Regions from separate parts of the Homo sapiens genome. Here region 2 is linked to region 1. A link is a loop called in an ENCODE intact Hi-C map of the cell type or tissue named here. Cell type or tissue: Caco-2. All regions are shown on one strand. Each heading gives the region's core, and the rest is flanking DNA. Links, peaks and the distances in the headings are about the cores only.

Region 1 (8,930 bases), core at 464-8,463:
GAGATCATGCTTTTGCACCTCCTTCTGGAAGCATTTAATAACTCTTCACAATCATCTAGGAAACCTCGATTTTTAAAAAGCCCACACCTGCATATGCAAGGAGTTTGGACTTCACTTAATGAAGAGCAAGAAGACTCATCCAGAATTTCCTCTCCTTTAGCAAAGCAGAGACTTGGTTTCTAGGAGGAGAACTAGGGTAGAGATGAGAGGGGAGAATGACAAGAGGAAAACAGATTTTAGAGAGGCAAAAATGCTGCGAGGCTCTTTCCTTTCTGCCTGAAACAGAGATATGTACACATGCCTCTAGCAGCCAAGCCCAGGAAGGGAAACATGGGGAGCACAAAGGAGACCAAAGAATTGCACAAATAAAAAGACAAAACCAAAACCCTGTGCCTATGAACATATCGGCAACTGTGATAATTAGAGCTATGGCTGGTGGAATTTTTTTTACCCTTTTCTGGGATCTCAAATCACAATCCTTGTCATTATAAGCTACAGTCAAACCTGTGCATGAGACTGCTCTGTGAAAGATTTACTTGTTAAGGGCCACTCGGAAAGCAGCTCAGAGGTGCACTGCCATTCCTCAGACTATGGAATATCACCATCAGCACGCTGTGTTCATGGCATGTCAACTCTGGCCATCCCCTAAACACCGGCAAAGGTGGACAAGCAGGTGTTGATGGGGCAAGGAAGAACCTCCCTCTTTTCCCCATGGCCTGGAAATCCAGAAACCCATATTTCTGTCAGCCTCCACTGTGGCATGCCACAGGAGAAAACCCCTGTGGAAATCAGGCCCCTCAAGCAAACTGTCAATTTCAAAGCTCCAAACCATGACAAATGATTTGCGAAGATTTGCCTGCAATAAGCTGATGGCTCAGGTTGCTTGGCATGCTGTCTCAGGCATGAGGGGGAACAATTTTTTTTTAACCTCCCAACCATCCCCTCCCACATTTTAAGCCATTTCTTTGAAAAATCTGTCATGATCCACAAATTAAACCAAAAAATAAGCAAGTTACCAAATGAATTTTCAAGAGTCGTGGTAGGGGTTTTTTTTTTTTTTTTTTAAAGGCATGATGATATGTTTTTAAATCTCATTCATTTCAAAGGCTTATCCTTAGAAAAGCAGTGAGTGTGCAGCCGTAGTGCACTTTGATCTTCCCGACTCCCAGGAGAAAATCAATAATAAAACTTTAATGTATTTGTATAGCAAGACATCACGTTATTATTATTTTTACCAAATGCAGCTTAACTAAAGTGGAAAAGGTATACTGGGACTCAGCACCGCCCTGTGGTGAAAGTGAATTTTTTTCTAAAATTGAACTACCGTAGAGCCAGCCACATTCAACAAAAAAAGGTGGGGCAGGGGGAGACAATTAAAAACCAATTATCTCCATGAATGCAACTTGTTGAAAGGCTCTATTTGGGTGCCTGCTGCAGAATGCAGGAGGGCATGTCCAAGGAGTGACTGGCATCTGGGCGAATGGGCACTGGGTCTGCGGACTCCTCTCTCCCCCCATGACAGTGATGTGTTCTGGTCAGATGCCTTTAGGACCTGGCCCCGAGGAATGCAGCCAAGCAGGAGTCTTACCTTCCTCTCAATACGCTCCAGCTGCTCCTTGTAGAAGGTGTCACGGCGTCTTAGCTCTGCCTCTCTGCTCTCCAGCTCCCTGGCCTGCTTGGAAGAGAACAAAGCCCACGTTAGCCAGCAGCGATGGTGCTGGAATGGTGCTGCAGGGAGAAGGCGACGGACATTTCTGCTCACATTCACAATGAGAACAGTAGCAATAATGAGTTGAAAACCTTATGATATGCCAGATCATTCACATATATTGTGCTTAATTTTCACAACAATCCTTCAAGGTGGGTAATTACTATAGCCACTTCACAGATAAATAACATTTATTGATTATGGGAGTCCTGTTCACAGTTCTCCCACAGTTATTTCCTTTGATCCTTACCACACTTCTAAAGGGCAGGTGGGATCATCATGATCCCCTGCTACAGATGAGAAGCCAGATGACAACAGGGGGCCTAAGTAGTTGTCTGAAAGCTCACAGCTATTCAGAGAGTAGCTGGGGTCTGAACCTTGGTCAATGCAGGTGTGTCCGGCCGCTGGGTGTGCTGCCGTGAGCCACACAGCTATGTGCTGGCCTTGGTGTCTTTATGCTTGGAACCACACCATGCCACAGCCTCATGCTCTGAGCTGGAAGGAGCAGGGATCCATGCCTGCAGGAAGACACGCACAGAGTCAGCTGGAGAGGCGCTGCTTCCTCACCCGCCTGATGGGGATGGTTGAGTCCCTGTTGGAGCACAGGGCCAAGGGCCCTCCCTCCAGATCCAGTTAGGCTGAGGGCTCAGCTCACCAGGGCAAGCAACCTGAGGCTGGCAGATGTCAGGTTGAACCCAGCCCACCCTTAATTAGCTAGGCGACCTTGAACAAGTTCCTGACCTCCAGCTTCCTCAGGCATGATGTGTAAAGCTGGAAGGGATGCATAGCTGTACAGAAGGTTAAAGGAAACCCCAACAGAAGTGGGCAAGGTCTCAATAGACCTCCATAAAGGGTCACCAGCACACGGCAAGGCAGGGATGTAAGTCCCGTCACTGGGATACTCATGTCCCCAGAGTCTCCAGGGGCTTCCCAGGCCTAGGCCCCAGGGCCCGCCTCTACCCTCCATGGGTCAAATGTGGAACAACTCCACACTAAGGGTCAGGATGGAGACAGTCACAGGGGCCTGGGAGCTCAGGACTGCCTTTTGTGACTGTATGGAGGAATAACACCAACTGCTTGTTGTCTGTCCCTATGCTAGGGCTGTGTGCGCTCAGGTATTCCGCTAAGCTCCTGATGACACTGAATCCTCACTACCCACAAGAGCACAAGCTAGCCAGCGGTAGACTGTGAACCTAAGTTCATATGACTTCCAAGTCCTGAGCTTTTTCCTTTTAAGCCACTCTATGGTATCAGCACATGGGTTTGAATCACTCAAAAACATGGGGTAAGACATGAACCCAAGTTTTTGAAAGCCCATCTCCCTGGCAATGCTACTCCTACTGACAGGGAACCTTGCAGAACCACCAGCAGGTTGGTCTGTAATAAGAGCTGACCACTCACTAGTGCCCCTGAGTGCAGAGCACCAGGAGAAAGACTCAGCTGAAAGGGCCACACCAGGCCAGTGGGCTTGGGTGGCTGGCTGAACCCCTGAGAGTTAAGTTCTAACATCGGCTCTATCACTGAGTGGCCTCTAGGAAGCCTGAGCAAGATGCTGTCTTGTCTGTTTTCCCCTTACCTGTATAAGGGAGAAGAAGTAGTAACCTGGATCCCCAGGCAGCTGCAGGGGATCTAAAAATGCCAGGAAGGCTTCTGGAATGCCTCTGGAATGCCAACACTTCAGAAAAGCTAAATACAAACAGTGGGACTAAATGCCAGGAATTTCTCACAGGGCTTTTCAAAGTGTGCTGCTGAAGCTGTGTCCCAGGAATGCAAGCACGGCTAATCTGCGCTGGGCCTCTCAGCGGTCCAGCACTTAACTGTTACCAATCCCTGGTGCAGTGAGAGGAGAAGCTCGTCTGATGCAATTAAACAGCCAGTAAAAGAAAGTCTCTGAGGGCTCTGGACCTGTCATTTTTTGACCAGCAGTCCCAGCCAAGCAGGAAGATGACATCTGAAGGCAAAACCATCATAAGGCTCTTCAGCTGCCATTCTCTACAGTTAAGTGAAGCAGCAGAGACAAGGAGGTGCGTTCACACATCCACCACCATCCCACTGACACACTGCGATGCCTCCTCTGGGCCGTGGCTACCAGGATGCTCATCCTGAAGCTTTCAGGGCCTGTGCCAGCAGGACGTCTATGTGATGAATGGGACGCAGGACTAAAGTGTTGGGTGAAGATGCCTAGCCATCAGCACCTCCTTAGGCTAGAGACTGTTCACACAAACAGGAAGAAACGTTGAGGACATCAAGGCCTACTTTTCTATTCATGTCCAATGCAACACAATTGAGCAGTTAAGAATGAAATGAACTGTGTGGAGAGGGATGAGGCTGTGCCTCCCACTTGAATGAAAACTCCGTGATGTGCACCATATCCCCAACACCTTGGCTTCGTCACAAGTGAGCCACCAGGGTGGTGAGCTCACCGTCTCTAATTCATCTGCTACAAAGCCCTGCCCACTGGCTCTGCTCATCTGAGATTTAGAATGCAATCCCAATGACTGACAATGGACAGGAGGTGACACGAAAAATGGCTGTAGAAACTGAGTATGACACAAATGCCTGTGTGTCAGTGCCTGGCCCAGAGCAGACACTCACTGATCTGGCTGTGAAGTATGGAAGAGCACACTGGGCAGCACCCGCCACTCCACACAGTTGCCCCGCAGTCTCAAATTGGCTTCCTAGCACTCATGAGAGGCCACGCAGCACGCAGCACAACTGTGGTTTCAGTGCCTGAGTGCGTCACTTACCAGAACACCATGAAGGACACCTCTATGTGACAGACAGAATTGTAAAAGGGCTGAGGGCACAACAGGGAAGCCAGAGAGAGAATTTCTGCTATCATGAAGCTTAGATCCCAGTGGGAGACACAAATGTGTGTGCAGATAAATAATTACAGAGAGATGTGCTGGGAAGACCATAAGACAGACTCACTTGTAGGGTTAGCGGGTTGCTATTTTCCCTAAGGAGATTTCTAAGAAAGTCTTCAGGGAAAAATTTTGAAATTAAGAATGTTGACTCTAATATAAAGGTAAAATGTCATCATTATGAACATGTACTTAGCAGATGACAGTCTTTGAATAGAGAATTGAGGGAATCTGCATGATTTGGTCAAGGACCTCCTCCAGTCAACACAACACAGTGAGTTCACACTTTGATGCCTCTACCCTACTCCAAACACATAGCACTGGCAGATAAAATATAGAACAGATGACAAAAAGACACGGACAAGTTCAAAAACAAGATTAAAGTGTCCAATACCAAACAGAAATGCAAAGCAGTGGGTGAGGCTGAAGCCACAGGCCTGCTGGCTCCAAGTCTGGAGCAGGCAGAGGCAGTCAGGAACCCTCTTTATCGTGCAGGGTCAGAATAAACCACATTCCGCACAAGCGGGGGCCTGAAGCCAGGCTGGCGACCTGCAGCCTAGGGATCTCCCTAAAATAAGAAGCTGATATAAAAAACTTCTGAAGACCTCCACTGAGGGCCAGGGTTTTCAGTTTACTTAAACCTAGAAAGCCTGGAAGCTACAGATCCCGCCCCTGGACCACAAATGAACCTAGTCACTCAGTTCCTGGCTCTGCAATATCACCAGGACCACTGTGGAGACAGGCCTCAGAAGGCCAAAATCAGACCTCGTCCTGCACTGAGGTGCAGGTGTAGGTGACAATAGAAATAGTGAACTTTCCACTCCAAATGAACCTATAAACTGAATCTCAAATATGGGAAGAAATAGAATTTCTAAAAAGGCTACCAATAAAAGCAGTAACTGAAATATGAATTCACTCCAGATGACATTAATTTTATAGGACAATATGACAAAGGATTTCAAAAAACTTTTTATTATGCAAAAATTTAAACACAAGAAAGAATACAATAAAACCCCAGATAGCCATCAGCAAGCTTCAACAATTAGAAACTAAAGAGATCTTCTTTCATCTCTACCCTCTACCTTCTCCACCCCCAGGTTTCTTACAGATCTCTTCATCTACATAGCTTCAATATGTTGCTCTAAAAAATAAGGACTTTTAATTTCTAAAACACAACCATAGTACTATTGCATACCAAAAATAATTTAACATGAATTCTTTAACATCATCAGATATCCAGCTAGCATTACAATCTCCAATTGATGAATAATTTTAAATATGCATGTTTAAGTTGCTCAGAAAGGTAAAACGAAGTAACTTCTGATTTACAAAAAAGAAATTATGAACCTGAAACAGGCTAACCACCAAATAGGTAAAGATTATACATTTAAAATCTACAAAATAAAAAATGAAATGGATAAGACAAACTCTAAGCTGAGAACAACAAGGGAAAAATTATCAAACTGAAATGAAGTACAGAGATTTGAGCAAGAATGTAGTAATAGAAGACAAAGATAAAAAGTCGGGAGGATTGCTTGAGTCCAGGAGCTGGAGACCAGACTGGGCAACAAAGCAAGACTCCATCTTCACAAAAAATAAAAATAAAAAGTTAGTTGGCTATGGTGGCACATGCCCGCTACTTGAGAGGCTGAGGCAGGAGGATTTTTTGGTCCCTGGAGTTTGAGGCTGCGGTGAGTTATGATCGCATCACTGCACTCCAGCCTGGAGAAGAGAGTAAGACTCTGTCTCAAAAATAACAAACCCAAAGATAAAAAGTCTGATAAAAGCTAAGAACTGTGGAAGACAGACTGATGGTCCAGAATGTGTCTAACAGCTGTTTCAGAAGATGAGGAAGGAAAGACTGGAGAGGACAAGGGGGTAAGAGAGGGGAAGGAGGACGGAAGCCAGAGTAGAAGGCAGGTGAGAGGATGGGAGGTGGGCGAGGGGAAGGAGAAAGACACTGGTAGGGGTGACTTAGGGAAAGTGGGAAAGGGGGAGAGGAGAGAGAGGGAGAGAATGGTAAACAGAAAAGACCAAATAAAATTATAGAAATAAGTGTAAGTAAATTGGTTACCACAAAAAGCACACGAAGGGGGCCTCCAAGATGGCCCCTGATGATCTCCACCTCCTAGGCCTCATGCCCCTGTGGGATCTCCTCTTGAGTGTAGGCTGGAACTTGAGACTCATTATTAATAAATAGAATATGGCAAAGTGATGGGATGTCACTTCCAAGATTTAGTTTTAAAAGACAGTGATTTCTGTCTTGCTCATACTCTTTTCCTTGTTCACACTGATGAGGCAAGCTTCCATTTTATGAGCTGCGTCCACTACCACTGTGAAGACAGGTCTCAGAAGGCCAAAATTACATAGTAAGACACTGAGGGTGGCCACTGAACAACAGCCAGTGAGGACCGGAGGCCCTCAGTCCATCAGTCCTCAAGGAACTGACTCCTGCTCACAGTCACATGAGTGAGCTTGGAAGCAGACCCTCCCCCAGTGGAGCCTTCAAATGAGATAGCAGCCCCGGCAGATACCTTGACTACAAGACCTTAGGGCAGAGGCACCCAGCTAAGCCAGGCCCAGATCCCTGACCCATAGAAACCACAAGATAATAAATGTTTAAGTCACTACATTTTGTAATTTGTTACTTAGTAACTGTTAACTAATATATGAACTGATTAATCTCACCCTTAAAAGAAAAATGATTATCAATTTGGATAAAAGAAAGGAAAAAAACCCTAACGACTTGCTACTTAGAAGAAACCCAAGCCCCCATACTAATGGTCTTACAGAAGAAAAGAAATCCTTTACTGGACATAAATATATAGTGGACTGTCTACTGTTTTATTTTGTTTACACAAAATGTTGAGCATTAAATCAAAACTTTAAAAATACACATACACATACACACACACAAACACGTGTACGTGCGAAAATAATGACCCTCCATATAGAGATAAAATACTGGAACCAGACACATTAATGGCCCAGACTGGAATTAATACAAAGGGACTTTAAATAACTATGATTAATATGTTAAAGAACCTAGTAGAAAAAGGTAAATATCACGTGTGAAGATATAGAGAATTTCCACAGAGTGATAAAACTATCTTGCCTCCATTGTTCATGATGAGAAATCAGTCTTTTATATTATTCAGGATTCCTTGTAGATGATGAGTCACTTCTCTCTTGCTATTTCCAAAATCTTTTCTTTGACTTTGCCTTTTGACAGCTTGATTGTGAAGTACTTAAGTGTGGATCCCTTTGAAATATTGTGCAAAGCCACATACATAGTCTTGGTCTTTTAAAATCCCAGGAATAGTATATGAGCTTTTCAAAGCCTCCTATGGCCACCTCATTCCCTAGCTTTTCTTTTTAAGCTTTCAGGTTACCCTATTGTTTGCCCAAATTGTTATCTACCTCCCCAGGCAGCTATAATATTCAACAATTGCCTCTGCTTGTTTTTGACAAATGTCCTCTGGGAAAAAGCTGTTAGCACTGGGCAACCTCTGAGTCAGGTTGTATAAAGACGGCCTTATAAGTGGGGTCTCTTTCAGGGAATCACCAGACAGGAAAAATAATGACATTTTTCTGGGAATGGGGCTTTGAAGGAGGTCCAACCTTTTTCTGCCCCTTCTGGTGGCTGGCAGGCTGCAAGTCTGCACTGTGCCTGTGGACTACAGGTTTTCAGGGCTACTGTGGTGCTGCAGGGGAAACAGGGATGGGACATGATAAATTAAAATGGCACAAAGCTCACTTTTCTTACTCAGAGTCATTCATTTTTTCTTGAACAAATGCTCCTGGATTGCTGCAAGCCTTTGATCAATTTTCAGAGTTCTGAAAAAATAGATTCTGACTAGTTTTGCCAGTTTTTTCATTGCTTTTATGAAAGAGGATTTTTAGAGACCCTTATTCTACCAGTTTCACTGACACCACCGGAAACTATAAAACAGAACCAAATGGAAATGCTAGAAATCCATTTCTAGCATGATATGGCATGAATTCATGGGTTTATTAGCATATTGGACGGAGCAAAAATCAGTGAACTTGAAAACAAGGCATTATAAATTATCTAAATTAAAACACAAACAGACAAAAGAATGAAAAATGAAATGGAACAGGGCCCCCAAGATTAACAGAACAATATTAAATATCCAAAGCATATATTTAATTGGAGTCCCAGTAGAAGAGAAAAGTGGGGCAAAAGAAATAAAATATATGGCCAAGAATTCTCTGGAGTTGATTGACGACAACTAAGTCTGAGACAACAAATCTGAGAAGCTCAGAAAAATTCCAAGCAGGAAGCTTTTATAAAATTCTTAAATAATTCCTTAAGTAATGGGATATTTTTGAACGTA
Region 2 (8,930 bases), core at 473-8,472, 85 kb before region 1:
GAAATGCGCATGAAATCAGAGAGAAACATTTCCTGCACTTGGGTTTAAAAATAACCAACTGTACAGGGATAGGATGAGAAAGTTGTGGCTTAACAGACTTAATTCACTACTTCCAGAGCTATTTTCTTAAAACACACATCTGATCATGTCATTTCAAAGCTCAGACACTTCCGATGGCTTCCCAAGGCATCAAAATAAAGCCCAAACCCCTGGCACTCAAAACCCTATTGCTTGATCCTGTCCCAGCTGTGTTCCCTCGCCACACCCCGGGGTGGTGGATTCTGGAGGCAGGCTGGCTTGAACTGGAACCTTACTCTCCTGCTCACCAGCTCAGTGACTTGGGCAAGTCTGTTCACTTCACTGACTCCCAATTTAATTATCTATAAAAAGAGAGTCATAAATGAGATAACCTACCCAAAGTGCTTCAAGGTTTGCCTGAACCACAGGAAGAGTCTGATAAATACTAGTGCCCTTTCACCTCCTTCTGTCCACAGAAGAATGAAAAAGAGTACCAAATAGCAAATGGGCGCTGGCCAACCCGAAATGAAGGACAAGCCCAACATGCAGGGAGCTTGGGGTGAAGATCGCTGCCGGTGGCAGGAACAGCTTCTCAGCAGTGGTGGCCTCCTGGGCCCTGCAGGCAGAGACCCCTGCATGGGGACCTGTGGGAGCCACACAGCCCCCTCAGTCCTGAGGGAGCCTACAGGGCCACCTTTCCTGCTATGAATCACTGTGATTACCCAGGGCACAGACCCAGGAGAAAGTGTGTTCTCTCGAGTAAGCACAGGAACATCTTATAGTTACTGGGACTTTCTCTGTTATGAGAGGCATTTCATTTTAAAACCTTATTGGCACCAGTCTTTTAATGTGGCTGATGGCACAAAAAATTGAAATTTGGAAGAGTCTAAACTGGATGCTGGATGTTAACAGAGTCGACAGCAATAATAAATAAGAACAGCTACCATTTATCGAATCCTGATTACATGCCAGGCACTCTGCTTACTGCGTCACGTACACACTCCACAGCATCTAAACACCCAGCTCATTGCCTTGTTCTCGTATCACCATCTTACAGCTGAGAAGACAGATGAAGAGCGGTTCTGTAACTAGCCCTGTGGCACAGAACGAACGCACAGTGGGTCTGGAACTGGAACTCAGGCTGTTGTTCCCTCCAGCTGTCGCTCTGGCTACGGTGCCAGAGATGTGGCCACCTTGTTAAGCATCCTCCCACTCCCCTCTCCTTGTCCCCAGGCCAACAGTCACAAGCTAATGGCCCCTTGCCAATTTCCCTGATGGAAATGGATTCTGTCATAGCCTGGACTTTCACAAATCAAGAGAATGAGTACGGTGACCTGGATAAGAAGAGCTGTTTCTCAGGATTCCTGGGGTTGTAACTTGCTGCTAGCTGTCTGCACAGCAAGATAATTTGTAGCTTGTCCTCTGCGCATAGCCTGGGAATCCCCTGTTTTCTCAGTCATGTGGCTTGGAGAAAAGGCATCCCTCAGGATTCTCAGGATCCTCACTTTGGGATCCTCACCTGGGCCTGGGAACCAGCAGTTATTGAAATCCCGCTCCCCCAGAAGTAACCAAAAGAGCTCTCTGATACTATCTCCCCCCACACCCTCCAGCCCTCTCAAGCTCACATGCCTCTATTCTGCTCAGATTCTTACCAATACATGCCTGCTGTGGTCAGCCTGAGGATACAAAGCCTACAGAGCCACCCAGCATGCTCTGGGACAGGCTCTGATGAGGGACCACTGACTCACAGAGCAAACCCATGCAGACAGGAAAGCCCGTGAACAGGCAGTGAGCATCTGTAAGGCATGGGATTTAATCTTCATAAAACCTCTGCAACAAAATACACCTGTTTTACAAATGAAGACCCTGAGGCTTAAGCAGATAGAATGACTTGGCCCAGGTCACCCATCAGACTCCAAAGCCCATGGACAGGCCAAGACCAGCACTGTCTGGCATTATCTTCCCCTAGCCTTCTCCGAGACAAGCCACACAGGCACCAGTCCTGAGAGACGTACCAGGCTCAGCTCCCAACGCTCACTCCCCATCTCTCATCCAAATCTCTGTCTACATTTCACCACCCAGGCTGCTTCTTCCTGGTCCCTCAGAATCTTAGACTCTCCAAGTTAGCATGGAAGTGAAGCTCAATGCCAGCTTAGATGCTGCTGTACTCCAGCCAATAAAATGAATGGCCGTATGGCGTGGTGGAAATCACAGTGGACTCGAGCCAGAACACTTGGATTTAGGTCCCTACTTGACTACTAACTGGCTTCTGACCTAGGCAAAGGCACTTAATTTCACTTATGGCTTCCTTGTGTTTAAAATGGAGACAGGAAAGGGCATTATGCCAGAACAACACTGGTTGCCCAGCTCTCTACCCACATGACCTGGAGCAAATTCCTCAGGGACACAAACCACTCCAGTGTAAGGCTGCATGTGAGGTGGCGGGATGCTAAGATGGGAGGCAGCAGGCCAGGGTGAAGGAGGGAAGGGACCAATAGTTCTGTCCAACAGAAAAAGACTGCAAGCCACATATGGAATTATCAGTTTTCTAGCAGCCACATTAAAAGTAAAAAGAGGCCAGGTGCAGGGGCTCACGCCTGTAATCCCAGTACTTTGGGAGGCTGAGGTGGGCAGATTGTTTGAGGTCAGGTGTTCGCGACCAGCCTGGCCAACATGGTGAAACTGTCTCTAGTAAAATACAAAAAAATTAGCTGAGCGTGGTGGTGCATGCCTGTAAACCCAGCTACTTGGGAGGCTGAGGTAGGAGAATCGCTTGAACCTGGGAGGTGGAGGTTGCAAAGAGCTGAGATTGCACCACTGCACTGCAGCCTGGGCAACAGAGCAAGACTCTGTCTCAAAAAGAAAAAAAGAAACAGTTACAATTAATTTTAATAATGTATTTGACAAAATATAGAGAAATAGTCTTTCAATATAAAAAATTATAGGAGAGATTTTACTTTTTTTGGTATTAAGTCTTTGAAATCCAATATGTATTTTGCACTTACAGCATGTCTCAATTTGGGTGAGCCACACTTCAATAGCCATATGTGGCCAGTGCTGACAGGATGTGGCAGCCCAGGACTAACATTTCTAAGCCAAGCTCTGGCCTCGTATTCTATGAACATGATCTCATATTATCCTCCCCTTCGCTCTGCAAGGGCAGCATCACCACCCCTCTACACAGATGAGGAACCAGAGTCAGCACAGTTGAGCCACTTGTCCCAGGATCTAGGCTAAGGAGTCGCAGGAGGAGGATGTGAACCTAGGTTCACCTGGCTGAGAGGAAAGGCTGATCTAAGGTTGTGGGAATTTCACAGCACAAGCTGGCTTCCCAGATGCAGGCACCTGTTAGGTTTGGGGATGCCCTGTATAATCCATTTTACACAGGTCAAGTACATATGTACATTCCATAGGAGCGGCCAAGGTCTTTCCATCTATGGATTTCCTGGGCCATGAACCAGCAACTTCCTGCCACATCAGTCCCAAGCAAAAGCAGAAGCTGGGCTCTCCCTACCTAAACCCAGCATTGTTCTTCCCTCTTTCAAAATGCATGTTCATGCTGGTATTTTATCTCCTAAACAATTCTGTTTAATCCATGTTAGAGATTTGCTATGCTGTATAATCACCTTTTTGTAGTTTTTAATTCTTAAAGATGCATTTCTGCTACTTTTGAACAATTAAATGCAGTTTCATTACTCACTTTTACTGCGTGGAAATTGTACATCTATGACTAGCCTCAAGCTTTGTATTATGAACACTATTTTTCCCTTTATATCTTCAAACAGACTTTTGGCCTTTGCTTAAATAGGCATTTAGACTAAGCCGCACACGGTTTTGAGCTGATGTAGCAGGAATCTGCATAGTAACAAAACCTGAGTGCAGAACGCCTTTCTGTTACAATAGCTATCCCACTCTGCACTCACCAGCCCCAGAACTTTTCTGTGCTTCAACCATGCAATGCTGTCCTTGTCTATGGAACATCAGCCTGGGACTTAACCTGGTTATCATGTAAGCCTGGGCCTTCCAGACTAGTTATTCTGGGGCTGAGCTTGGTCAGGAGATGCTGTGTGTCCCAGGAGGGTCCACACTTCAAGATCACCTAAGCGGTCAGGAGGGATACAGATGAGGCCAGCCTTAACACCTGCTCATCTTGAGGGAGGGAGGCTCTCAAAAGGGAACACCACATCTGGGATACACTGAGCCCTCTGCCTCATGCCAGCCCTGCCATCCCGCTCACCACTACCTGACATTCAAGGCAGAAATGTTTCCAAAGGCACTGGCTGAGCATCCCAGGTGGCCGGAGACAGCAGGTGATTCGTGCTCACAAGTAAACCCTGGAACGAATGGCAAGATAGATATTCTTTCCAAAACGATTCCCAACTCTGATTAGACGTGTCTTTAAAATGGAACTGTTTCATAAAAACTGTCTTCTCGTCCAGAATTGATGTGACCATTTCCTCAGTCCTCCTTTATTTTAAAAATCCATGTTTAATCCATATTTAGAAATCCATACCCATCTGAAGTAGGTGTTAATTTACATGACCCAGGAGATGACATAAAAGGTAAAAAGTGAGGTGGGAAGGCCGGGCGTGGTGGCTCACGCCTGTAATCCCAGCACTCTGGGAGGCCGAGGCGGGCGGATCATGAGGTCAGGAGATCGAGACCATCCTGGCTAACATGGTGAAACCCCATCTCTACTAAAAATACAAAAAAATCAGCCAGGCATGGTGGCAGGCGTCTGTAGTCCCAGATACTCAGGAGGCTGAGGCAGGAGAATGGCGTGAACCCGGGAGGCAGAGCTTGCAGTGAGCCGAGATTGTGCCACTGCACTCCAGCCTGGGCGACAGAGCGAGACTCAGTCTCAAAAAAAAAAAAAAAAAAAAAAAAAAAAAAGCAGAGAGGGGAGGGTGCATTCCAAGTGTTCCCCAGCCCTGACGTCCCGTGGAGCCTGACAACATGCTTCATGACAGTGACACAGTGCCCGGAACACTGCAGCACTGTCTGTCAGGACTAATGACCCCAGAGGCAGCTGTCATTAGCCAATTCACTAATTAGGGGCCTGTTTGTAGAGCTAATGGGAAGGGTAATCATTTGTTAGCTTAAGTAAAACTCCCGGGCATTCCTGACAACTGTTATCATAGAAAAGTCTGGAAGGCAATTCATCTATCTCTGTGAAATTCAAAGAACCCAGATAACCAGTCATCTTTTACAGCACAAACCTCCTTTAGGAATCTGCTGGTAGGAGCTTGTCTTTGACTCCTAATATATCCTCTGTAGCTGCAAATAAATATGTCTACACATAGACCAGGGGCTTTTCCATGCTTGCACTCCAGTGGTCTGACTTCTGTGAGCTCAATCCAGGTTCTCAGACCTTGAGCCCAGGGAAATGCTCAAGGCTGAGGCCGCTGACAGGAGAAGAGCGCAGAATCCCAACACAGAACGGGCAAGCTCTCTGGTTATAGGCAGAGCGAGTGTGAGAGTGCATGAATGCATGCATGTGTGAGAGAGACAGTATGTGTGGAGAAGGGGGTATTTTGATGCTGCAATCAGTTTTCACTGGCTTGTATGTTAAAGATAAATAAAAACATCAAATTTTCTAAAGATGATTTTATTCACTCCTTATAGAAGTTTTAAAAAACATGAAGTGTGAATGAAGAATTGATGTGGTTTGGATATTTCAGTCTCCAAATCTCATGTTGAAATGTGACTCCCCAGTGTTGGAGGTGGGTCTGGTGGGAGGTGTCTGGGTCATAGGGGTCGGGGTCCCTCATGAATGGCTTGGTGCCCTCCCCATGGTAATGAGCGAATAATGAGAGTTGATTATTTAAAAGAGCCTGGCATCTCTCTTGCTCTGTCTTTTGCCAGGTGACACACCGGCTCCTTCTTTGCCTTCCTCCATAATTGTAAGCTTCCTGAGGCCTCCCCAGAAGCTGAGAAGATGCTGGTTTCAGGCCTGTACAGCCTGTAGGACCATGAGCCAAATAAACCTCTTTTCTTTATAAATTACCCAGCCTCAAGTATTCCTTTACAGCAATGCAAATGGATAATACAAGAATATTGAGATGAAATTTAACTTGCCACCAAAAGCTTCCTGAGCCATTCATTCATCTCACTCCTGGAAATGGTAGGAAATGAGGGTTGAGGACCCAGCCTACCAGAGAAGCCTTGGGGAACAAACGACCCCTACAGCACAAGTATAAGGGGAGGTTGTACCAGGCTTCGGAGAGGCAAGAAGAGGGGCCTATGGAAGCAGGTAGGGCTTCCATTCCAGAAGGGTCTTAGAGACTCTGTGGTCCAACTATGTCATGACATAGATGAAGAGATGAGGCTCACAGTGTGAGGTGACTTTTCAGAACCGTGGGTCAGTCCAGTAATAGCACAGACATGATCTCACTCTCCAGACACCCCTCCCTCCCGGACCCCAGGCTCCCTCAGCAGTCACCCAGAGCCTCACCCCACCCCACAAGGACCATGCTCCTTTCAGAAGCAGTAAACAACAATCTTCAAATAGGGCAACCTAGGACCCTCAGCCCAGCGGCAGCCAGGGCTGCTGCTAAATAACATCCAGAGAAGCCCCGCCTGCCCTGGGCCTGCTCAGCAAACGGACAGGGAGGCTCCAAGGGCCCTTCTTGCGCCCGTGCACTGAGTGTGCCCAGCTGTGTCAGCCCGATCTGGTCACTGGGCACATGTGCCATTCTGCCATGCCAGCAAGGCAGCAGGAAGGCATGTGCCAGCCTGAGGAGCCAGTGCCAGTGCCAACCCTTAAGCCACAAGGACAGCCCTCCTTCCTGCGGGAAGGGCTCAGGCTCTCTGCAGGGCTGCTGGTCGCCCACCACAGGCTCTCTGGACTCAAGGCTCAGGATGACGTTCTCTGGGCCCTAACTCTGGGAAGAAGCGGGGTGGGGGAAGGCCTCCTCACCAGAGGAAAAAGTAACAGATCTCTTTGAGGCAGTTCAGAAGTCAGGATGGATTTAGAGGCTTTCCCTGGGGGGATTTCCTGGGGAAGTGATTAATTTGCTGGCTGGAATACATTCAGTTTGGCAGTTGATCTAAACTCCAGGACTCATAGCAATCACTTAGGAGTTTGTTTACATGGCAGATTCCAAGGGCCTCGCTTGGGGTGGGGCCCAGGACTCTATTCCATGATTCTGAGGCAAGTGGTCTATGGGCCACCACAAACCAGGGTCACAGCACACTGGCACAGGCAGATCTGCAAAGCGTGGTGTTATCAGGGCTACCGAGAGGTGCTACGGGCAGCAGGGCATGGTGAAGGCTCTGAAGCCCCTCTCTCCTCTAAAAGAAGACAACAAGAGGAATGCACATCTCACTGGAGCCTCCGTGCTCTTAGATAAACATCCGCCTCAGTGATTCTGAACTTCGGGTGCCTGCAGGGTGAAACCTGTGTGCCTGGCTGAGGACAAGAAGGACCAGGCCCTGAATCCTGGCTCTGCCGCTTCCAGCCCAGCAACTTAGGATGCGTCAGCCTAGCTGAGCCTCACTTCCTCATCACAAAAATGGGGTGAGGGCTCCCCGTCCCAGGCGGGTTTAAGTGAGATGAGATGAGACGAGCCTTTCTGTTGTGAACAGTTTGTCCTGGCCCCTCTTTTCAAGTGCAGAATACACCAGGGGCCTGTAAGCTGGTATTTTGGAGTAAACACTATTGACTAAGATACCAATTCTCCTGGTAATCAGCTTGGAACAGAGGACTAAGAAGGGGAGCTTAGAAAGGTCCCAAGGTGGGTAACTAACTGGGAGGTATGTATGTCAAGGGGCACTAAGAAGAAAGGGGAGTGTTTGGCATGTCTACCTAAAATGACCTGGGGGGCAGACTCAGGTAGCTGCCTGAGGTGAAAGAGCCCAAAGTCAAAGTTTACCGGCTCCTCAAGCTGCCCTGGGCTCCGTGTCAGTCGCAGGGCCACACTGTGAGGAGCACAGACCGTGTAAACAGGGCCATAACAGGGAGCAGGCTGCCCTGCAGCAGCCTCACCAAGACCAGGGACTGGCGGATGAGGCTGGGTCGGCTCTGCAGAAGCAGGCAACCCAGCAAGCACATCCCACCAGCCTGTGCTGGGCCCAGGAGGGGAAGGAAAGGCCTGCTGCGAATTCCACCTTCATGTGCTGAACCTCAACTAAACCAACAAAAGGAAAAAGGGCACTCCCTGCCCCTGGTCCCTGGGAAACCCAAGGCTGACTCCACAAAGAACCTCAACTCTTTCCATGGGAAGGTAGGTGGAGGGTGTCCCCAGGGGTGCGGCCAGTCAGGGCTTTGGGTGCTGGGCAGTGACGGTGGGAAGCAAAGCCTCATGTTTCCCTTGGCGCCCTGCTCCACCAAGGCCTGCCCCCACAGAGCAGGAAGAGAGCCGGCCGCCCCAGGACTTTCTGATGACAGGGCAGCCAGTCTGGGCAGCAGTAGGGAGTGCAGCGGGACGGGAAGACCTCACTGTAGACACTCCAGGCTGGGGGCCTTTGGCAGATAGGAAGAGATGGGCGCTCCCAAGAGCCAGCCCTGAGCTGTTTCCATCAGAGAGAGTTCTTTTCTAACAGCCAGAGCTGTACAGAGATGAAATGGGAGGTGCTGGGTGTGGCTGAGCTAGAATGGGTGCTGAAACAGCACCTCTTGTTTTGCTTCTAAAGGAGATAAGAGCTTCGGAGTTCAAAGAGAGAAGGGAAGGGGTAGGGATGGATAGAGGTTTCCTTACTCAGCCCTCACAACCATCCTGTGAACAATGGATGGCTCACCCCTTTTACAGAAGAGAAAACTGAGGCTTAGAGGGAGTTACCAACCAAACTCCACACAACAAGTGAGAGGCACAGCCAGGATTTGACTTTAGGTTTTCTGCTCCAAAGCCCATGTTTTCTATTTCTACCTGACCACCTCCCAGAAGACAGAACAAATGCTGGCAGTGAAGTAT

The links. A loop is a pair of places that touch in the nucleus more often than their neighbours do. Peaks named below come from ENCODE experiments on the same cell type or tissue, not always from the same donor. Only the 100,000 strongest peaks of a DNase experiment are listed, where the experiment ranks them.
Region 2: a loop joins it to region 1, with 9 times the contacts of the local background. A loop is called at or near these places in 4 of 110 quality-filtered maps.

The regions. Positions count from the first base shown.
Region 1 is chr3:126,845,389-126,854,318 of GRCh38, reverse strand. It overlaps CHCHD6 (coiled-coil-helix-coiled-coil-helix domain containing 6), which reads right to left. Exons shown (of 8, transcript NM_032343.3): 5 at 1,589-1,672. Among named protein-coding and RNA genes, the nearest start is that of PLXNA1, 130 kb to the left of the region's middle. RefSeq lists a silencer at 1,459-1,753 and enhancers at 1,674-2,237, 2,238-2,799. In Caco-2, for the core only: no CTCF peak of the experiment used is centred there; DNase peaks (open chromatin) are centred at 1,588 and 3,478.
Region 2 is chr3:126,930,518-126,939,447 of GRCh38, reverse strand. The region is part of intron 6 of CHCHD6 (coiled-coil-helix-coiled-coil-helix domain containing 6); the gene reads right to left. Among named protein-coding and RNA genes, the nearest start is that of PLXNA1, 48 kb to the left of the region's middle. In Caco-2, for the core only: no CTCF peak of the experiment used is centred there; a DNase peak (open chromatin) is centred at 4,997.